3 separate regions of the Mus musculus genome follow, and all the other regions are linked to region 3. Evidence: chromatin loops called from intact Hi-C (ENCODE). Cell type or tissue: left cerebral cortex. All regions are shown on one strand. Links, peaks and the distances in the headings refer to the core of each region. The heading gives the core; the rest is flanking DNA.

Region 1 (7,641 bases), core at 2,959-5,458, 240 kb after region 3:
AATAAATGCATGTTTCATCTCTTAATCAGTTCAAAAGCAATGTAGAAACCAATATGTATACAGTTGTAATGAATCTGTAATATCGATACACAACATTTGGCACTAACATACATAAGTTTGGTGGGAGGGACATTGCTCTAGAGTGGACAGAGGATGCCCGGTGATAACATGAAGCCATAGGAACATGAAGAAAAGGGACAGGAAGAAAAACAGAAATGACAAATAAGAAAGTAGAGATAATCAGGTTATTTAAAGATGCCTTCCTCCTTTTTTTCTCAGCTTTTAAAGTAGCTATAAAATATCAAAAAGTAGGAATTATTACAGTGAACTGCTGGGTTTGCAATATACTTAGACATAAAGACAATAACAACATAAAAGAAGCTGCAGAGGAAATAGAGTCCTCTGTGAGCATTAAGTCTGTATTTCACTAAAATGACGTTTGAGTTAATCTGAAAGGCTAGCATGCATATGACAAGCCCTAGAGCAATCACTAAGAAAGTAAGCCAGAAACTACAGTCAAAGAAATCAAAGCAATAAAATGTTACACTAAACAGTCCCACTTAGTATAAAATGAGGCATAAAGGACTCACGAAAGAATAGAAAACTGCATAGATGTATAGACAAATGGCAGATGTAAAGCTAATGTCATGAATAATAACACTAAATGTAAATGTTTTAGAAAATATAATCAGGAGGCAGAGATTGTCAGACTAAATAAGAGAATCCATCTGTATGCTGTTTGCCAAAGACACATTTTAGCCTTAAACATGCAACTATGTAGAAAGCAAACAAGTAGGAAAGCATCTATTATGCAAACAGCAGGCATGAGAAACTAGATTGGCTATATGGATATCAGACAGAATTGAATTTAAAACAAAAGCTGTTGTCATTGCAAAAATATTTTATGCTGGCAAAATGGTCATTCTATCAGACATTTCTAACAGCTATGAAGATATATCTACTTAACAACAGATCACTGAAAGTCATGAAGCAAAATCTGACCAAACTGTTCAAAGAAATAGACGGTAGTAGTTGGAGGCCTCAATACCACTCTTCAAATACTGAGTAGAACTCCGTTATAGATTAGTAACTAAATAGAAAACTTGACTTTTCTCAGCCCAGACTGTAGTTAGAGACAGCCCAATCCCCTGGCTGCAGAGTCCTCAGGACACTGTTCTGTGGTCCCCAGTGCCAGCTTGCCTCTGTTGTGTATGCCCAGCCTCAACCTAGTCCTCAGACACCTTTCTCATATCTTCAAGCCACTTTGCTTTAAATCAGAGAGACCAGCCAGTGGTCACTGAGTGCCCTCTGCAAGGAGGCTTTATGAGTTTAGGACATGAGTGGTCTCAAGCAGGAGGAACTGCTGTTACCCCCATTCTAGAGGTCAGAGAGGGGAGGTGCGGGAAGGCTAAGTGACCCTCTGAGCCCCAACACCTGGACGGCAAACAAATCAGGCTCAGCCTAACGGCAGAGGCTGCTCTTCCGACAGCCAGGCTCCTTGGGTAGTTCCTTCGGTGCCCTGCCCTGCTAGTGTTCTCTATTTTGGGTTCCCATGGTCTCCAAGCATCTTTCCTGAAGCTTCCCTCAAGTTCACTCTGGGCTCCTCCCATTAACACAGCCACCTCCTGGAGCAGAGCTCAGAAGAGCTGGCCCTATCTGGCTGGGATTCTCTCCCTCTCCTGCTCCTGAATTCCTGGCTAGTTCCTGGCAATCCTTGGCTTGGGTTGAGCCTGTGTAAGAGCAGATGCTGTAGCTGATGCTCTCAGGACTGTAGGGAGCATGAGCCTGTGGGAGCCGGGAGCAGTTTGGTGCAAGGCTTCTTGACAATGAAATGAAACTGGAAACATGGACGCCAAATCACGAAACAGCCCTTCCCCATCCAGGAGCTGAGACACTGGGCAAGGCCGGTGGTGCGCTCTTCCCCTCCCATTAGGGCCAAATGGGAAGTGGAAGCGCCTCCTGCTTTCTGAGCTGACGTTCAACTCCAGGACTCAAGATGATAAACACAGGCTTCATTATGCCCCTGTCTTCTTTTGCGGGCTTCTTAAGTGATTAGTGTAATAGTCTGTACACAATAGACTTTTAATTAATTTTTGTGGAATGCATAAATGCATGAACCACCAAGGGAAGGAACTGAAGTCCCTTGTGACAACAATCCCCTGAGCCCATCTCCACTCTATCTTGTAAGGGAAGCCCGCCAGGTAGCGGGCGATACTCAGGGAGGAGGCTTATAGCAGCTAAGGAGGAGTGTATCTGGGGATGGGCTGTCCTTCCTCTGCCTCCTGGGCAGGTGAGCATACATCGAAGCAGCCTTTCATGACTGTGATCTGACAGAGAGAGATTTTGGGATTTCCTCTGGAAATCTATAGCTATATGAGGAGGGGGTTATCCTTTCTCCTGGGGTCTTCTCATGATCATGGCTCTGTCTTACTGCGCCCTCTTCAAGTGAGGTACGGCCGTGTAAGTCATAGGAAAATCACTCCAGGGTCTAATGTCAACAAAGAAGACCATTTCCTCACTGCTCCAGATAGTCCCTTGGACTGTGAAAAACCCTTCCCAACAAGCAAACAAAAATTCCGACCACAGTTAGAAACCAAAGCCCAACAGAGGATTCAGTTCTCTAGAGATTTCTCCAGTGCAAAGCCACTAAGGAAAGGATGGTCTTTGGCCTTTGGGACATCACAAATCCCGTAAGGCTGATGCATGCAGACTACCTCATGCATATGATTGTTACATAGGCAATTCTGAGATGGCACAACTCATGAGATGTCTATCACCTATGTCAGTCAAAGAAAGCCCCGCCCTTTCGGAGACCGCCTCCTGAAAGCTCTTGGGATCTAGAGCCCTGTGCTGGCTGGAGTTTGCCCCTGCTTCTTGGAATGTTTACTCATTCATTTTCGCTTTCATCAACCCGTGCGTTCAAGGATACCACATCGCAGAAGAGCCATGCTGTTTATCCCGAGTCTATCTACCTGTCTTCACCCTGGGGAACCAGACTGTTGATAAGCTAGCTGATCCCTCTCTCCTTTCTTAAGATGTACTATCAGATCTCCCGGCCCCGCCTCCCTCAGCCTCTCCATCTTTGCTTAGTCCCACCCCTCCACTGAGTGCGGAAACAGACACCCATTCATTCCACGGAGCACAAACGATGTGTAGTCGGGAGCAGAGGAGGAGCTCCTAGGATGATGGAAGGGAGTCTCTTCGGGAGTAAAGCCTCCCTTCTCCTCTACCTACTGGGGGCCTAACAGGAGTGCCTGCTGCAGGAGTTAACCTCAGGACTTAGCTTCCGCCGCCCCAAACAGGCCTTTGTACTGCCAAGTCCTTGGATTGTACAAGCTTCTCTAACACTGGGAGTCAAATCAGGATCTGCATCATCTGTGTAGCTCCCTCCCACGCCTGAGTTGTCCCTGGCTGGAGGCAGGATCTCTAGACATCTCCCGTTACTTGGGGGGAAGTCAGCAGCCCTGCAGCTGGGGTGAAGTGCTTTCTAGGAAGTTCTAACCCCTATGTGTCTTCATGCCCAGGGCTCTACAGTTTATAATGCCACCATCCGGAACCTATGGCCCTAACCCAATTTCGTTTGCATTTTCATTCCTTTGACCCTAGACCACTAAGCCGGAAAGCGCTGCCTCAGACCAATTAGGATCCCTAGTTATTTCTGAGTATTCCTTTAGGTGAGGCTTTTACAGGCTCTCTTCTGCACCAAGCTTCAGGCCGCTTGGGTCCGTGGGTGTTTCATCTTCCTAATAAAATCCATCCATCCATCTTCCCGAAGAAGCAGATATCCCAGGGCTAGACTAGGGAAATAAAGTAATAACGTTATCGGCCTTCACAGAGCTATTTAAATACAGACCCGGTTGCTGGGGAGATGAAAGGGGGCCCCTTTTGTTATGAAAATGAAGGGAGTGGGGAGGGGTTCTGTTTGTGTTTTGATATGTTAATATGCCTGGAAGCCACCCAGGGTGGGCAGTGCTGGGGAGGCTGAGTCGCAAGGCATATTTATTTGTGCAGTTTAATTTAACAGCTAGGCTACAACGGGAGCTGCAATCGGGATTGTGTAAAGATAATTACAGCCCCATTATTAATCAGATGCCTGCAGGAGATGGCTTGCTAGCTCGCGGCTCCCCGGGCTGCATGCAGATCAGCAGCCAATCTGACACAGCATCTTTGTGGTCTCATTCTGCCATCTAGTGGCTGTTTCAGGAATTGCCCAGGGAAGATCATTCTAATTTGAAGTTCCTTTTTAAACAATGGGACGACATTCTAGAAGAAAAGGCAATTGCTGCAGCTTCTGAAAAGATAAGATAGGGAAAGGTTTGGAATCACATCACCAGTTTGCCACTTTTTAGTGATTCTGAGCTTGAAGTCGGAGAAAGTAACATATTTTTGATTGGATTCTGCCCCCCCCCCTCCGTCCCCCGCCCCGACCCCGGGGAACCTGAGTCTTCTAAAGAGTTCATGAACTATATACATAAACACACTGTGCTTTTCCATTCTTTTCTCTTCCATCTTTCCCGTTCTTCAGCTTTGTATCATGTTTTAGTTTCATTTTTCTCTTGTCTCTTGGATTAAAATCTTGCTTTTGTTTTGCGTTTTTCCCTGAGTCGAATGACTTGGGGCAGGGGGTATAAATCAGAAACAACCACACTCAGTCGAGCAAGGTTGGCATGTCCCTGCATTCCCAGCACTTAGGAAGTTCATGCAGGAAGAGCTGGGGTTCAAGGCTGGCTTGATCTACCCAGTAGAAACCTTACACCTGCCGAGGGTGGGGCACGCCCAGCATGAACTGACTGCAGCGAGGAAAAGGACACCCTGAGCCTCCTGAGGGGGAGGCCAGATGTTCAGCGAATGCTGGGCCCCCACACAGCATGGGAATAATAGAATGGGGAACCAGGAAGAGAGGCAGACACACAGTTAGGTGAATATCCTTTTGATTTGACTCTTGTTAACACTGTCCTTTCAACCCTCCACACCGGCCCATTAAACCCCAAGACAGCAGAGTGGATGGAGGTAGGAGGAGGGGAGAGAGGAACAACCTCCATCTGGGAGGTCACCATGAGGATCAAGGTAGATGTGCAGTCCCATAGAGGCTGCAGACCCAGTTGGAGCCTCCCTGAGAGGTGGCCCTTTTAATAGAACCTTGATTAAGATTGTCTGACAGTTTCATTTCCCTCACATTCCGATCTTTCAGGAATTGAAAGTGAATCCAGTTTATAAGCTGCCCTGGTTCTTAGGACTTTTACTCCTCCTCCTCTCCCTCCTCCTTTTAGATTTATTTATTTTATGTATAGACGTACACTATAGCTGTCTTCAGACACACACCAGAAGAGGGCACTGGATCCTATTACAGATGGTTGTGAGCCACCATGTGGTTGCCGGGAATTGAACTCAAGACCTCTGGAAGAGCAGTGCTCTTAACTGCTGAGGCATCTCTCCAGCCCCCTTCTTTATCTTCCTCCTCCTCCCCCTCCTCCCCCTCCCCTTCCCCCTCCTCCTCCTCCTCTTTTACTTTGCACTCTCCAAACTTATCTTAACTAACAAAATAAGAAGTGGGGGTGGTGGCATGGGGGCAGTTAAAAGAATGAAAACCCAAGCCACACACCAGAGGGACATCTTTTTATAACAGGTCCTGAACCCAGCAATTTACAAAGAACTCTTAAATAGTGTCCGGTGAATGATCCAGTTGGAAAAAGGCTAAATGTTGATAATGCACACCTAGAAGGCTCCTGGATACTGTGCCACACAATGGAGCCTCCTTTCCCATCACTGAGTAATGTCTGTGTCCTGGAACTGTACAGACACAAGTAAGGAAATGACAAGATATCCCTATCACACACACAAAAGAGCTGCAGGTTAGAACATTATGCTGCCATGTACCTACCAAGATACCCACATCCCGAACAGACAGTATCTAGTTCCAGAAGAACCAGGATCATGCTCACTGCCAATGGAACTGTAAGAGGGCTCAGCCACACAGAAGACAGTTAAACAACTTCATATTCAGCCAGACAAACTCTTATTGCCCCAAACAACCATCTCTCTCTCTCAAGCATGCCCACCTGGCCAAATAGAGCTAAACATCCAGGACTTCAAACCTTGCGAGACCTCGGTTTCCTACAATCTGTTACTTGATTGCAGGGGTCTGGGGCATGAACTTGGCAAATAGCCATCTCTATCCTATCAAAATGTTAAAAATTCAAACAGGCCTCAAACCATCAACACTGCTGACTGCACTGAAAATGTATGTCTGTAAGTACAACGGTCGCAATAATGGCAGGTTTGTTCACAATTCCTCCAGACTGCAACCTTCCAGTGGAGTGATAGGATGAGGTGTCAGGGCCACCGGTGACTCTCCAGAGTTCTTTGCTTGGCCATTGCTGACCTATTTGGTGCCAACCTGGCTCTCCCCTGGTTCAGGGCAGCTGTGGATCTATGCAAACACCAGACCTACACGTGATGAGAGTATCCAGTACTCAGACTGTAAGAGCAGCTCAGCCATGTCCTTTATAACTACCAAGTGGCCACGCTCACACCTTTAGAATTAGCAACCTAGGAAAATGTCCCCAGGCACATGGTCCCGGGATGGATCTGTGTCACACACCTGAACTCAATATCTCCTTTTTGAAGCCACAACCACTCCCTTGCCCCCTTACTGACTTGAAACTTTCTAAGTAGGCCAAGCTTAGCTGTTTGGAGAATTTCAGAAATACATCCATTTCTGTGTCTCCTGAGTTCAGGTAACACTCTCTCTCTCTCTCTCTCTCTCTCTGTCTCTCTGTCTCTCTGTCTCTCTGTCTCTCTCTGTCTTTCTGTCTCTCTCTCTCTCTCTGTCTCTCTGTCTCTGTCTCTCTCTGTCTCTGTCTCTCTCTGTCTCTCTGTCTGTCTCTGTCTCTCTCTCTCTCTCTCTGTCTCTCTCTCTCTCTCTCCCTCTCTCTCTCTCTCTCTCTCCTCTCTCCTCTCTCCTCTCTCCTGCACTGGACTTTTAAAACTCTGGGTTCTGTGTTTGGGCTGGGTCTAGGACCCCTACCCATTAGTAACAGATGTACAGCTTGGTCTCTATGTGGGTCCTCTAACAACTGGAGTCTGGGCTGTGTCTGACTCAGTTTCCTGCCATTGGATCCCCTTCCCCTAGCTGGGCTGCCTTGTCTGGCCTCAGTGGGAGAGGGTGTGCTTAGACCTGTGAATTGAAATGACTGTGCTAGGTGAGATTGGGGGGACGGACGGACAGGGAGGGGGCGGGACAGAACGTGGGGGGTGTGGAAAACAGATCTCCCTGACTAATGAGCTGACCATCACATATTTGCATAACAATATTGAAACAGGTGTTCCCAAACAAATGGTTCAGGCCCCTCCCCAATCTGCTCCGGGGCACAGGGGAGCAGCCTTGCCCACCACAAGGACCCTCTGTGTCCCTCTGGCACACCTGTCCTGCCCTTCAAGGCTCAGCTCCTGTACCTCTCAGATGACCTCTGACTCCTACTCAGCACCAGGAGTACTACTCAACCCACTCCCCGCCCTCTCGTGCGCACATAAGAAGTACTGCCCCTATAGGTTGGAGGTCAGATTGCAATAACAAATAATAGTTTTCCTGGTCTTTTATGTGTGTGTTTATATGTGTGTGTAGATGTGTAAGTGTAACGT
Region 2 (7,641 bases), core at 2,959-5,458, 470 kb before region 3:
TCAGAGGTTAGAGTAGGCTGGCTATTCAGTGAACTTCAGGGATCTACCAGTCTCTATCTCCCCAACACTGAGATTTCAAGTTTGCATTGCTATCCTGGATTTTTACATGGATGCTGGAGATTCAAACTCATGGCTTTTATGTTTGCATGTGACACACTTTCTGAGCCCTATTCTGAACTCCTACCACTTGAATCACTTCTCTCAACTGTCTCTGAGTGTGATGGTCCTTTCCCTGTTGTGTGTCAAACCTTCTATTGATCCCACACAACAAGGTATATGTGCCAGACACTTCATTTATCAGTTCTAAAATATCCATTTGGTTTCTTTAAAGACATTTCCAAATCTTGCCTGAGAAAACAAAATCTGTCATTATTTACATTCTTTTCAGCAAAATTACTTAACAGGTTCAATGTTATTATAAACTTACTGCCTTCTAACACTGCGGGTAGATGTAGATCTGTTGGTTTCTGATTATTTTCATGGTTTTCTCTTTGTGTGTCATCTAGTAATTTGCACACTAGACATTGTGGGTAGATTGCTTTAGAGACTCAGGATAGCTTATCTTCCTCTAGTGTGGATCAGGGTTCTAGGCGCAGTTAAATTTATAGAGAAGCACTTTGGTTTTGTGGCAGTAAGGGTGGATATATTTTAGTTTGGCTTACAGTCCTGGGCTATGAGCTAACTCCCAAAGAATGACACTTCTGTGGCTTCGGTGGGAAGCCCAGGTTGTTTATGGCTCGTTCCTCCCAGGCAGTGGCAGCTGCTGCGATGGTTGCTCCACTCTCTCCGCTATTGTTTTCTTCCCATCACTCCTGTGCTCTGTATTCATTCACATGACATTGAAAATTCAGCCTAGGATTTGAGGAACACGTACATAAAAACCTAGGGCTGACTCTCGAAGTCCTTTCTTCAGACTTTCCCTTCCTGTTTCCAGCCTTTTTGGCAACCCTGAATTCTGGTTTCTGGCTCATTAACTCGATGCTTGCTGGTCTCTAATTGAACTCCAGCCTCAATATTCTTTTAGAACTTTGAGGTGTCCACGTGGGAGACGGGTCAGGTAAATATGTGCCTGTTTCACCAAGTGTGACTTCAAGGCTGTACACTCCCCAGCCGCTGGCTGCTTTGCTTTCTCTGTGGCATACTCAGACACCGACTATAAAATCTTGTATCTAGACTTCGTGAGAGCTGTTTCCAGGAGGGCTGGATGGTTATTAGCTGCTCAGCACTACTGGGAACTTAAACTCTCGATGCCTATTTAATATAATATTCACAGGCCTCTCTTGATGCAGGCATTCCTGTTTTTATTTTATTTATGGGGAAAAAAGTTTCAGAAAAAGGTTAAATGCATTGTATGGGATCGCGCTTCAGTGAGGGCTGGAGCCAGCAGGTGGTTCCAGGAATTTCCGGTGCCAACCTTAAGTTTGTCCCTGCCTCACAACCCCTGTATCTAGAAAGGATCAAATAGAAAGAACCAGAAGCCGGCCTTGGAGGACCTCCAGGTCTCCTCCCCTTCTTTCCCATCTTCCTCTTCGGCATCTGTGAACAGGCCTCACTTCTACACGAGCTTCCCGGTGCTCCTGGAGGGGCCGCTGCTTCCCTCTGGACCTTATTGGAGAACATTTGAGGGTCGATCACCTCTAAGCAGAAGGCCAGGATTCCAGAATTTAGGATGCATTACATAGCCATGTTGCTCAAGATCGGTTTCTAAAAGCAGCGAATGGGATTTGGGAAGCGATGCATGAAGTCCTTTGGCAGAGGCTGGGGATCCAAGATGATGTGAGTTAATTTTGTGATAGTAATGGGGGAATTTTTTTGTCTTTTAATTCTTTCGCTGTCTCTCCTTGTGAATGTATATGTGTATGTGCATATTTGTGGTATGTATTAGGTGTGTGTAAATATTCATGTGTGTGGCTACATGTATGGGTGTGCACTTGCATATGTACAAGTGCCTGCAGAAACCAGATGGTTTCCTGAGGAACCACCTGACTTGTTTTTTGAGATAAGATCTCACACTGCGACCTGTGACTTGATTATTCTCCTAAACTTGCTAGTGAGCAAACTCTAAGGCTTGCTTGTCTTGTCTTTATCTACTGGAAGTGGGATTACAGGAGCCTACCACAGAGCCTGGCATTTTTTTTTTAAATGTAGGTTCTGAGGATTGAACTCAGATCTTCATGCTTGCCTGGCAAGCACTTAACTGCCCAAGCTACGTTCCCAGCCCCTTGACTTAGTTTTCTTCTACTAAGATATGTCATCAATGCCTGGTGGTGGTGGCGCACACCTTTCCTCCCAGCATTTGGGAGGCAGAGGCAGAGAGACAGAGGCAGAGAGACAGAGGCAGGGAGACAGAGGCAGGGAGACAGAGGCAGAGAGGCAGAGGCAGAGGCAGAGGCAGAGGCAGAGGCAGAGGCAGAGGCAGAGGCAGAGGCAGAGGCAGAGGCAGAGGCAGAGGCAGAGGCAGAGGCAGAGGCAGAGGCAGAGGCAGAGGCAGAGGCAGAGGCAGAGGTAGAGGCAGAGAGGCAGAGGCAGGTGGATCTCTGTGAGTCTGAGACCTGCCTGGTTTACAGAGCTAGTTCCAGGACAGCTAGGGCTACACAGAGAAACCCTGTCTCAGGGGGGAAAAAAGATGAGTCATCAAAATGGGTGACAGGTGGTGTAGCCTGATAGAGCTCTTTCAATAGCTCAACTTTGGTCCAGGCCAGCTGCTTCCATGTTTGTCCCTCCCAGAGGTTTTGATTCAGAGCCTGGCTGCTCTGCTGTGGCTGCCTTGTCCTTTGCTCCATAAGCATCGCTGAAGCCTCATACACACAGCAGCAGCTGGGCAACCATAGCGCACACAGCAACGGCTCTCGCTTACCAATGAGTGTCTGCAAGTGGGTTGGAGTATTTGTTTATCTGAGGCAAGTGGAGCCTCAAGGGACCCTGAAGCACTGTCTTCAGCTATCTGAAGGACTGTCTCAGGGAAGAAGAATTAGGTTTGTTTTCTGACATCCCAAGGGAAAGACAGACACAGGAGTAGTTGTCATAAGGGAGGCAGAGATGAAGATAACATTTCTTGATGTTATAGGCACTGTGGCGGGCATGCTAAATGCACTACCTTATTTAATCCTAAAGAGGGATTGTTCTCAACACAAAGAGAGCTTTCTAATCCACCAGTATAATTGTAATGACATTATCCTTATACTCTTGGGAGTGAATCCTCATTGGCTGGGCTTGGAGGAGAGAGATTCAGGTATTGGCTGTGCCTTCGGACGAGATAACCTCTAAAGTCTTTTCAGACCATCAGTTGGAACTCTAGAATGACACAGCAGAATGACCTAAACCCTGCTCTCAACTCCACTGTGTCATGGGCTGCGGTGGCCTCGGGTGTTCTATGGTGTCTTCACTCCCACCCCTCAAGCCCAGATATAAGTCTTCTCATCTGACTTGATAGATTCGGTGCTTCCTGGTCACGGCTATGCTCATTCACATCACATACAGTCCCCCATCCGTTCCTCCGTCCTTACTCTCCACCCACGTCCCTTTCTTTCAGCAAGGTCTCAGGCATCCCAGGCTGGCCTCAGGCTCACGGAGGCTAAGGAGGATGTTGAGGATCGGATCCTTCTGCCTCCACTTGCCAAGTGCTAGGATTTGTACCACCACACACCGTTTTAGGTGGTGCTGGGGATCGAACCCTGGACTTCATAATGCAGGGCAAGCACTTTACCAATCGTGCCATATCTCCAGCTTTAACTCTGTTTTCTTTTCTTTTCTTTTCTTTTCTTTTCTTTTCTTTTCTTTTCTTTTCTTTTCTTTTCTTTTCTTTTTTTTTCTGGTTCTCTTTACCATTTGAGTTTATGGGCCAGAGAAGCTCTGCCTTTCTGGCTAGGAGTTAGGGAGATCGCTTAGTGCTTGCTTTGCAAACATAAGGACTTGAGTGCAAAGCTCACATAGGAAGCTGAGTGTGGCTGTGTGTACCTGTAACTCCAGCACCAGGGGAGTGTGACAAGTAGATCCTGGGAGCTCTCTCTCTCTCTCCCTCCCTCCCTCCCTCCCTCCCTCCCTCCCTCCCTCCCTCCCTCCCTCTCTCTCTCTCTCTCTCTCTCTCTCTCTCTCTCTCTCGTCTATTCACACATGTGAGTTAGAAGGTCACTCGCTCGATCCTGAGGTCAGGTTCTAGGAGAGAGAGCTAGAGAGCTAGGATCACGAATGGTAGAGTTCATGATTATAACAGACGGTGGATGAGCCAGTCAGGAAGAGAGGAGAAACACCAGGATTGAGCCTTGAACCTTGCATTTCCTGACAACCCTGTATCACAGAGCTGGTGATAACTGGCTTAAATTTGTGAGCAAATCAAAGGAAGGTCTGTATTCTCTTTCCCTCGCCCTACACTGCTTGAGGGTCTTTCCACAGGCTTTTCATTTTATATAACGAAGTTTATATAAAGGAAATGACTGCCCCCTCCTCTGTCTGGTGTCATCCCTGTGTACTTCAACCTCTAAAGGGTTCAGACAGTCCCAGACCTAAGGTCTGAGACTTACCAGCAGGTGGCACTACAGCCCGATGTGCTCTTTTGGAGTTCCAGCTGTCCTTAGTGGCTCAAGCTTGTATCTTAGGCCCTGGTCCATCTTTCGGGACCTATCCCTGTTGTATCTGCAGCCCACTGTCTGAGGCTCCAAGTTAGAAGGAGATATTGAGAGGATGCTGGAAGAACTTTGGGCTTGGGAGGAGAGGAAAGGAGAGTGAGACAGGGAGGCCTACCTGGCATACCTGATGGCTACCCAACACCTACCCAACCCTTCTATCAACTTTTTAACTTTCTGCTTCAGGGAGTGGACATGTTGCTCTCTTGAATGGTATCCCTCTAGGTCCTGGAAAACACATCCAGAGTCCATGGCAAGGCTAAGCCCTTAGTCTTGTTCTAGCCTGGCTTCTGATCTCTTCCCCTCATGTTGTGGAGTCCTGGCCTTGTTACGAGGTATACTCTGTGGTTCAGACTAAGCAGGAGTTGACTCAGGCACTGTTGAACTACTGAGTTGGGGGAACTTGAACATGCGACTTGGCCTTTCTGATGTGTCATGCAAGCATGAGCTCCGATCTTGAACCCCTCAGAGTAATGCCGAAAGATTAACCTTGATAAGGGCATATCTGTGTAACCCAGTTGTGACCCTCAGATGATATCTCTCCAGTCCGCTTGACATCACAACGGTATTCTTTGCTGTGAGCAAAGAATTGGGTAGAAAGAATACAAGGGAGGAAGGGTTATGTTAGCTCACACTTTCAGAGGCTGACAGCCTATGACGACAGGGAAGACCTGGTAGAGTGGCTTGGTTCATAGAGGCAGGAGCTAGAGGAAGCTGCTTATTATTGCACGATGCTAAGCAGGAGGCAGGAATCAAGCCAGAAGAAGGGCCAAGCTATACCTCAAGCTACACTCCCCAGTGGCCTCTGTCCAGCAGCAAGGTCTCAGAGGGTCCATAATTTCCCTAAACAGCACCGCCATTTGGAGACCAAGCTTTAACACACATGAGCCTATGGGGACAGTTCCCACTCAAACCATAATAAAGAACTTGTATAAAATGCAGCTGGTGGTTAAATTCTGCAGAAAGCCCACTGGCACAAGATCATGGGACCCAGGGAAGATGTGCGGGTGAGCTGGGACAGGCTCTCTTGTCTCTTCACCTCACCTCATCTTGTCCCGTCTCCTCTCCTTTTCTGCTGCCTCCTTGATCGCAGCTCAGGTGCCTTCCGACTTTCTCCAGAAGCAGCATCAGGATATTCCTAGGCACCGCCATCCTCCTCTAAAGTCCTGGCCTGCGGCCACATCCTCTCTCACAGAGTCTCACCTCACCACGGTGTTTTCCTAGGGGAAAGGCAGCTCTCTCCTGAAGAGGAGTTCTCAAGGCAGGATGTTAAGGTTTTTCTGCCTGGTTGCATAACAAGATGGAACATCCCCAAGAGTGCCTGATGCATAATGGATGTTGAAGAAGTCAAAATCATAGTCTCCATGGGTGTCCTTATCACCATCCTGTGTCCCTGACTCAGGGGAGGCCTCATGGGACACAGGCAGTGGAACTGACAGGCCACCTGGCTTTGCTCTGCTATCAGCGACTCAGAAATGCAATCTGAGGCTTGCTTTGCACGTATGAAGATGCCGGTTTGATCCCTAGGATTCATGTCTTAAAAAAACCAACCAAACGAAAAAACTCAACTGAGTGTGTTCTCATGTGATTGTGGAGATGGACAGACAGGCGCATTTGAGTGTATAACTGCACACATATGAGCATACACAGATACACAAACACATATTGGTAAACTGTAAACTGTAGCACACCCTTATTTTGTTTGGCTTCTGGGGTCTTCTATCTGCAGCCCTATCTGCTTGGTTTTGGACCACGTTGCCAAGACTGTATCAGCAATGAGATGCACTGGCTGAGATTGAGAGGAGAGAGTTGCTGAGCCAACATGGCAGTCCCTCAGAGCCTTACTTATAAAATCCAGCTTCTTCAAAGCCGTCTGTAAATCAGGGTGCAGGGCCAGCCAGGGCCCAGGGTACTGAGTGGGCGGGTTGCTCTCAGTCTACTTGCCTGCTTTAATATTTGGCTTAGAGTGGGTTTTCTTCCTTCTTTCTGTCTGGAGAACTAGATCAGGACAAGACCAGCGTGACCCTGGCTCAGAGCCAGCAGCAAGCCTTCATACCCCAGGGGGAAAAATTGCCTTAGGTGCCAAAGGGGAAATTCCCTCTCTGTCATGTCTCTTAGAGAATGCAGTCAAAGGGGTGCTCAGCTCCTCAGCAAAGCTCCCACCAAGGAGGAGTTGCTCAGTCAAGGTGACATGGCCTCTTCAAGGATGCAGGAGGTGGGGGTTAGGGTGTAGTCCAGGCAGTTTCTCATCAGGAGCCTCAGGCCAGTGGTTCATCTTGACTGGACAAGTGCGTCGTCCACCCCCAAAATATTTCAGGTCCCAGAGCCTACAGAGATGAATGAAGTGGGGTGCTCACACTCAAGAGGCTTCCGTACCCCTGAAGTCCTATTATTATTACCTTGAGGCACGTGCCATTTCTCTTTCCCATTCTCTAGACAGCAAAGCTGAGGGTTAGCAGGGAGGATACAGTGCTCTGGTCTCCATGGGTCTGTACTGTGGCAGGCTTAGGACTGGACCACATTTGGGTCTTTGACTAGTCTATAGTTAGGTTTCCTCGTGTGACCTTGAATGTGGCATTCAAACTCTGTCCTATCACTAAGGGGTCTTGTGCATTGAGGAGACCCAGGTTCTAGAACCTGAGCTTCTCCTGCTTTTAGCCATGCCTTGTGAATCCTTCCCCTACTTTCTAAAACATGTGCACACTTCCATCTTGCCCACCCAGGAGGAGGAGAAATCAGAGCCTGCTTTTTGAGCTGTAATTTTGAGTTTGATGTTTTTATTGCATCCTGCCGAGTGATTTAAGTGTGTTCGCAAATGATTATACTGTGCTCCTTTTTAAACAATTCTAAAATCAAATAAAACACTAGAATCAAGTCCACCAATCAGCTGGTAACACAGGCATCTGAGGGGTCTCAGGGGACACATGTCCTTTCAGGCAGCCAGAAGGGAGGAGGCACAGTCTTAACGCCTCTGCCCTGTTGCACTGAAAGTTCATCCCACAAGGTCAGAGCATGGAGG
Region 3 (7,641 bases), core at 2,762-5,261:
GGAGTGTGGAGCCATGTTGAGATGGGCTCTGCCCTCTTCTCTACCGAGCCAGCACTCTCAGCATTACGAAACTGGGAATAGTCAAAGTTATTAGCAACAGTGCAGGTGTGCGTGTGTGCATGTGTGTGTGTGTCTGTGTGTGTGTTGCTGTCTTTGGTTCTCCCGTCATGGCTGTGATTCTCAAACTGACTATACATTACAATCTCCCAAAAGAGTTTTAAAGATGCTAGTATCCGGGCCATCCCTCAAGACTCTGATTTCGTCAGCTAAGAGTGGAATCCACACATTGGGACTGTTAAACAACACCTCCAGGTAAAGCTAACCTGTGGCTGGTGCTCGGGATGACTGACTAAATTAGGAGTGGGCTGGTGCACAAGGGACGCAGTTTTATTTCCATCCTCTCCGACATTTAGAAGTGCATGCACACAGACCGATCAGAGGTCACCACGCTTGGCCCCCTTCCCAGACTGCTCTAGGTGCTGAGCGTCCTTCTTATTAAACTGGGTTTGATTTCCTGTTGCTCAGCATCCTTGCTAGACAGTGGGCTGCCCTGAGGCCGGATCCAGACTCTCCTCTTCAGATCCTCTGACAAAGACTTCTCACATCAGAGCTCAGGAGGCCAATGGATCTGAGGACATCTATCACATCTCTTCTTTTCAGCTTCCCTTCGTGTAAATGAAGCCCTCCTTCCTTCTAGACAGCTTTCCCCTGCTTCCGGGCACTGTCCTTACACCCTCCCTCATGTATATTAGTCATCTCTGCAGCTCGATCAATCACCCTGCAACTTAGCAGCTTGAAACAATAAACATCTATTACTGCCTAAGTTCAGCAGGTCAGCAACCTGGGGAGCACAGCTCAGTGATTTAAGCTCAGGGCTCTTCTGAGGCGAGGTTGCAGCCAAGATGGCCATGGGGTGGGGGCGTTGCAGCCTTGGCTGGGGTAAGATAATCTACTTCTTAGGGGTCAAGCCCAAAAGCAAAGGCAAAACCACCAAGCCCGAGCCCACTGTCTTGCTAAATATACAACATCTCTTTTTCTGTGGGCTGAGAATTCAACCTGTGCAATAGGAGAGGAAGCCACAGGGAGGGCGTCACAGGAGTCTTGCCCCAGGTTGGAGGCTGGCTGGCCTGGGACCCTGGGAAGAGACTCTGATCTCTCAGCTAGGCTCTTGTTACCCCATCCTCTTTACTGACACTAGGCTCAGAGTGAGAGGTGGGTTTCATTCTGGCATCCCTTTGATGCTTCGAGAAGGGCTAATTGTGGCTCATGCTTCAGCTAGCAGTCCTCCATCACACTTGAGCTCTCTGTGGCGATTTATAAACAGACACCTTGCAGCTAACCAGACCCTTCAAGCACCTCTGAGGTGTGAACTCGATTTTATGGCAGTGAGGTCCATGGGATGGGAGTGGGGATGGAAGAGAGATGGGGGGTGCTGGTTATGCTGGCTCTGAAGAGGAGGAGACTGATTGGTGACCCCTGCATCTGCCTCTGGAGAAGGGAATCCTGCTAATAACACAAGGCGACTGTCCAAGGGAGGCAGAGGGGTGTGTGGGGGCGGGGGATGGGGTAGTGGTAGTGTCTGTGATCATCAAGCTCAGTCTGATATGGAGAGTGCTTCATTTCTGTTTTTGTCTACAGTCCATCTAAGCAAGGTGTTGTTAATTTCCTGAGCCCTCAGTCTTCCCGTCTCTAAAGAGTTGGTTGGACTAACATATCAGAGTACTTAAAAACAGCAGCAAGTTCATTGTCCAAATTAAATCTTTTATTTAGTGAAACAGATACAATGTTACAACTTTTATTATACTGAAGGAGCTAACATGCATTGGATGCTTGCTGCCTCCTTTCCAGGTAGTGGTTGTAGAGGAGAGACAGGGTCTCACTATGTAGCTCTATCTGGCCTTGAACTCTTGATTCTCCTACCTCAGCCTCTGGAATGCTAAGATTACAGGTGGGCACCAGAGCCTCAACTTGCTTACACTGTTCGTGTGTGTGTGTGTGTGTGTGTGTGTAAAACATGTATGTGCACTGTTATTTTGTGTACATGTGCATGCATGTGTGCACATTCATGTGTGTATGTATCTGAGTCTGTGAATATGGGAACGAGTGTGCTATCGTGGGCATGTGGTGGTCAGAGGACAACCTTGGGTGTTAGTCCTTGCCTTCTATCTTGTTTGATAGAAGAGACTCTTGTTCTGCTGCCCACATCTGGCTAGCTTCTGGATATTCTTCTGTCTCTACCTCCTATGTCTCCATGGGGACATTTGGATTTCAGATGCTCACACAACTTTATCCAGCTTTTATGTGGATTCAAGGGATTTGAACTTGGGTCTTTGCACTTGTGCTACAAGTACTTTTACCTACAAAATCATCTTCTTGGCCCTCGTTGGTGTTCTTGAATGCTTTTGCACACAAACCTAATGTAATATCTACAGAGGCCTTATAAGGTAACAACATTTTAATTATCATATTTTACAGTGGAAGAAGCCAAAGAACAGAGAAGCAAAGTGTTTTGTCTAAGGTCACACAGTTCATAAGTTGAATTCATACAAGGAGGCCCCAGGGTCTGCTCTTAGTTTCTCTGCTTGAACGGTGCTAGTGCTCATGACTGTGAGGTCTTGGAAGGCCCCAGTTTATTCCTTTTCTGTTTTTTGTTTTTCCATTGAGCACCCCTGTAAGCATAGCTGGGGGCTCCGGGACCTCTGGAGTGTTTTTTCTTCTTTTTTTTTATGTTCTGATACTTGATGTGTTATTGTTTCTGTATGTGTGGGCTCTGTGAATACCTCGAAACCAATTGGAAAGCTTTGGAAAAGCACAGCTCTCCAGCCATGGTCCATGCATCTGGGTGGGGCCTAGAGTCTGAGTCCAAGAGGGCTCAGTTTGCTGGTGTGGAGGAAAGATGAGCTCTGGCATCAGCATTGTGAGTGTTTGGGGGAATGGGGGAGTCTGTCACAGCCCAGTGGCTTGGAAAGATCTGGACTTAGTCTTTTCCTTAAGGAGGGAAGATGGGAGTCTCATCATTCACTTGGAACCCTCACCTTATTGGGTCTCTGCATCTGAGGATTTTTTTTTTCTGTACCATCCGTCAAATTTGACCTCAACTCAGTCCCACTGACCCAGGTTGTGGTGACCCAAGGTGAGTAAAACTCCAACTGCCCAAGAGCAGAGCCTGGCCCTTGGTCATTGTGACATTCTGGACCACAATTAATCAATACGTCTGGGAACACACCAGGTGAACACTGACCAGCGTCATGCTTTGCAGAGAAAACAATTTTCATTACTGTTCAGCACAGCCCGGGAATCAGACAAACAAACAGAGTAAACATTCTCACGTTAATTATTCTCGTTGGTTGCGGCTGACACCACCCAGGGTTTGATTAGGAGCCTGGCTACAGAGTACACCTTTGCACCAGAAACTGGATTATGTGGCTTCCTCTCAGTCTTAGGCTGTTTGGATTTAGAGGAAGGTCATTAAATAAATGCACTGTGGCCATGGGGGAATCGTATCATGCTTATGAATTAGAGCTTTTTTATTAGAAAGAAACACAGCCCTAACTAGAGTATGGGGAAGGGGTGGGAAAGTATTGAAATCAGCTAGAGTCTTGACCAGAAGGGAGTTTTGTGACTTTAAGTTCACCATACTGTAGAGTTTCCTCTGGATGTGACTCTTGTCCCCTGGTTACCTGCACAATGTGTCCAGCTGCACCAATGTGCCCAGCTTACAAGAAGCCCATCCATCTTTCTGGAGGAACAGTTTTGTGATTAGCCACTAGAGGGCAGCAGTGAGTCCATTTTTCCAGCTGATTCCTCTCCCCAAGAGAGTTGACTCTGGGCTCTAAAGTGTAAATTCTTACCTACTTCACAATAACTGTGTACCAGGGTCCCACCTGCATTCTTGCTTTGGAGTTCCAAGAGAACAGAAAGCTCTGTCTTTTAGGATTTGCATCCAGAGAGAAATTACAAAGGGTATTTTAGGGTTAGTTTTCAGAAGATGGGCTAGAGCCCTGCTAGATGGTTCTTGGTCCACCTTTTGGAACGCATGAGTGCTGGGATGACGACAGCTTTGAAGAGTAGAAACTTCATCTTGAAGTAGAGGAGTCAAGGCAGGATGCTGGTGTTAGCACACTGGGTTTTCCATATTGGCAGCTGACACTTACCATGTTACCATGTGGGGAAAGGACTCCCGAGCAAGCATTGTTCATGAGGGAAAAAAAAAACAGTGTTGATAACTTCAACACAGTTTTATGGTTCTGTAGCAGCCTGAGTGTGAGCACATACATAGGACTGGTGACGTTGTGCAACATTTTGCATCCTGGTTGGGAAATGGGCTAAAGGCTCTGGGCCCTGGGCTGTGGGCTCCACATCCTGGCCCTTTTAGGGGCATCATTACTGGCGATAGGTGCTCTGCATGGATAGGCAGGAGGCAAGGGAACCCCTGGATAATGAGTCCTGGTTCTTGAAGCAACTTGTTGGCAATGAGTAAGTACCCTGAGTGTGTTTTCCAGGGCACAGGAGAAGCAGTAGCCATGGTGACTGCAAGGGCGGTATAGCCACCTTTGCTTGGGGCTAAGGACCACCACCATCTTCAAGTTTGAACAGCTACATATCTAGAGGGTTATCCGCTTCCAGTGGACATGACCAGGGATCTGAGAGGAGACCGGCAATGAAGGGCAGCAGAGATGGGCAGACAGACAGAACCAGAGGACACTGGCATTATCACACAGGTGAAGAGATGTGTGACTTGAATGGGGAGGGACCATTCAAGTCTCACAGCTTGGGAGTCATAACCAACCAGGCAGGATAACAGCCTTCCCATCGTCACCCAACTCCAAGTGCTGTAACCTACCGCAATGTGCAACTATTCTGAGAGGAAGGTAGTCTTCTTTATTGCTCTAAGAATAAAACTCACAAGCCCAAGGAAGCTCTCATGACTTAGAAGATGGGCAAGGCCTCTTCCCGGGGTCACACACACACACACACACACACACACACACACACACACACACTGACAGCTGCTTGGAACTAGAAGCCTCTGACAACTAAGTTGCCTTCACAACTTCTAGGATGCAGCTTTCAAGGTTGCCGCCACACTGGGGTAGCGTTTTAGAACCGGTCCTATATGCATTTCTGTGAGTAACCCAATAGACGCATTGGTTTGTTAAGCTAGACTTGATTGTCATCGCTTCATTAAACAAGATGTTGAATGAAATTGTAAAGTCTTCATCAGCAGACATAGGGGAAAAGTCCATTCGTGGTAGATGCTCACAGTGAGGACCAGCCACGTGACAGGAAGACAGCTACTGAGAACTGAGGCTAAGGTCCTAAATGCTGCAGGCCCATAGTCCTGGATCTATTCAGGACAAAGGCCAGAGGAGTTTCTGCCTCCCCAACCCAACGTGAGAGATCCCAGGGAAGAGTCAAACCAGGCAGCAAGGGAGGTGACCTGTAAGAAGGCAGCAGGAAGTACCAGGGAGCTCCATCTTTGGACCTGAGTCTTGTCTTTTCGTATACTTTCTCCCTTTAAAGATCTGGAGTTTTGAAGCCAGCTTTGGGAGCAATGTCAGCTCTGGACTTGCTGCTTCTGTGATTTAAAACTTCTCTTAGATTTTTTTTTCTCATGAAGTGACTGTGATGGACCTTCTGGGGTAAGCTGTTTGGAGGGCTGAAGCAGCCTCGTGTGTACTTGACCCCTGGCATGTGCCCCTTGCTATGCAAAAGCACAAGCAGGAAGCTAAGCCTATGTACTGTAAGTAATCTCAGAGCCACTCAGCCCCTCTGTGTGAAGTTTGCCAAGTGGGTAGGAGCTCTCTGCACACACTCTTCTTGGGACTTGAGGCTCTCCCTTTGCCTACAGCAGATGGCCGCATTATTATTCAGTGTCCATGCTCTAAATGACTTACAGAGAAGATCCCTGTGGTAGTTAGAATATTCTTGGTCCAGGGAATGGCACTATTAAGAGGTGTGGCCTTTGTTGGAGTAGATGTGAAGTGTGTCACTGTGGGTGTGGGCAATGAGACCCTCCTCCTAACCACACAGGAGACAGTTTTCTCCCAGGGGCCTTCAGATGAAGATGCAGAACTCTCAGCTCCTCCAGCGCCATGCCTGCCTGGGCGCTGCCATGCTCTCACCTTGATGATAATGGACCGAACCTCTGAACCTGTAAGCCAGCCCCAATTAAATGTTGTCCTTATAAGAGTGGCCTTGGTAATGGTGTCTGTTCACAGCAGTAAAACCCTAACAAAGATAATCCCACTGTCATGAAAAATTCTGTATCTACAAATCCCACCCACCAGGGAGAATCCCAGGAAACTCAGCAGCCCCTTGATTCAAATGCTCAGATGAGCCTGGAGTCCTGACCCTTCCTCTTGTTTTGTTTTTGGAATCGGGATTTCTCCGTATAACGCTAGCTGTCCTGGAACCTGTTCCATAGACCAGGTTGGCCAAGGCTGCGGAGATTCACCTGCCTCTGCCTTTGCCTCCAGAGAGATGGGATTAAAGACATGAGCCACCATACTGGCTCACCTGCCTCTCCATCAGTGAAATCCTCCCATGGATCCTCCTCGATCTTTGACAGCTCCTTTCAGCTTAAAGTTCACACCTCTCTACTTCTGCACTAGCTTTGCGTGTCCTCCGCCAATGCTGGTCTCTGCAGTCAATGTCTCTGTGGGATCAGATACATCAGGCATTGCTCAGACTCCCTAGGGCCATCCTGGGCTCAGTCTTTGAGCTTCTGGCCACTCTTGCTTAGTCCTTCCTCCAGCAACTCCACCCTCTTACTAATGCATTGAAACAGGGTTGTTTGGTTTCTTACAGAGATATGTGTGATATGGGGAGTCCTACTGTTAATCCCCCCAGCACAGCTTCAGGGTGAGCGTTATTATTTCTGTCTCGAAAGAGCACATGTCACCTTGGAGAGATTTCACAACTTTGCCCAAGGTCGTGTGCCTGCACACTGTGAATGAGGAGTGGAAGTCTGGTCTGTTTGATTGGAGATGACAGAATGAGTTCTCTCCAGATGGGCACGATGGAATTGAGAATTTTTGCAACACAGGATCAGTGGTGTTTTGCCATGTTGCTTATGTGTGTTTAGAACAACACGAAAAAGAGCTAGTAGGCAGGCTCCAGAGTAAGGGAGTTTAGAGGGAAACAAACGTCTCAGAGCATCAGGCAATGGCTCTAATGGCTAAGAGAAGGATGCATTGAGGGCTGGTTTGGTGTGGCAGCTTTGCCACGCTGGAATCCTTTGCTGCTAACATGAATACAGTCCTAAGTTTCAGTCTCCCCACCCCCCCCCACCCCCACACCTAGTCACCTCCCTCCCAAGAGCTGCTTCTGTCTTAGTCACAGGGAATTCCACCTGACAATGTGAATGGTGTTTCTCCTCAGGGGGACACAGTAGGGCACAGAGAGCTCCTGGGCAGCCCTCAAAGGTAGCTCTCATAGAGTAGACAGTATCAATTCATTTCATCTGCTCATCCCATGCCTCACATCTCTCTCGCCTCTGTGGCCTTATTCCTTCAGTTCTGTCTTCCTGCAGCCCTTTCACACTGCTGTGGCCTCCCTTGATAATGGGCATCTAAGGAGAGTGTGTGGTACCTGTTGGACCAGGCTGAACTCTAGCCTAGGGCATCAGCTCCCCTGAAT

What was found. Hi-C counts contacts between places; a loop is a spot of excess contacts. Peaks named below come from ENCODE experiments on the same cell type or tissue, not always from the same donor. Only the 100,000 strongest peaks of a DNase experiment are listed, where the experiment ranks them.
Region 1: it touches region 3 in a loop (3-fold over the local background); 9 of 42 quality-filtered maps call a loop at or near these places.
Region 2: a loop joins it to region 3, with 8 times the contacts of the local background. A loop is called at or near these places in 9 of 42 quality-filtered maps.

What each region holds. Positions count from the first base shown.
Region 1 is chr11:81,609,279-81,616,919 of GRCm38, forward strand. It overlaps a transcript of Asic2 not described here. Among named protein-coding and RNA genes, the nearest start is that of Gm11418, 26 kb to the left of the region's middle. In left cerebral cortex, for the core only: a CTCF peak has its summit at 4,190 (motif pointing left); DNase peaks (open chromatin) are centred at 3,129, 3,356 and 4,167; H3K4me3 peaks cover 1,268 bases; H3K27ac peaks cover 400 bases.
Region 2 is chr11:80,902,121-80,909,761 of GRCm38, forward strand. The region is part of intron 3 of Asic2 (acid-sensing (proton-gated) ion channel 2); the gene reads right to left. It overlaps Gm51909 (a long non-coding RNA gene), which reads left to right. Exons shown (of 3, transcript XR_003949743.1): 1 at 1-7,641. Among named protein-coding and RNA genes, the nearest start is that of Gm51909, 8.1 kb to the left of the region's middle. In left cerebral cortex, for the core only: a CTCF peak has its summit at 4,513 (motif pointing right); a DNase peak (open chromatin) is centred at 4,535; H3K27ac peaks cover 30 bases.
Region 3 is chr11:81,371,274-81,378,914 of GRCm38, forward strand. It overlaps a transcript of Asic2 not described here. Among named protein-coding and RNA genes, the nearest start is that of Gm42084, 110 kb to the left of the region's middle. In left cerebral cortex, for the core only: a CTCF peak has its summit at 3,762 (motif pointing right); a DNase peak (open chromatin) is centred at 3,774.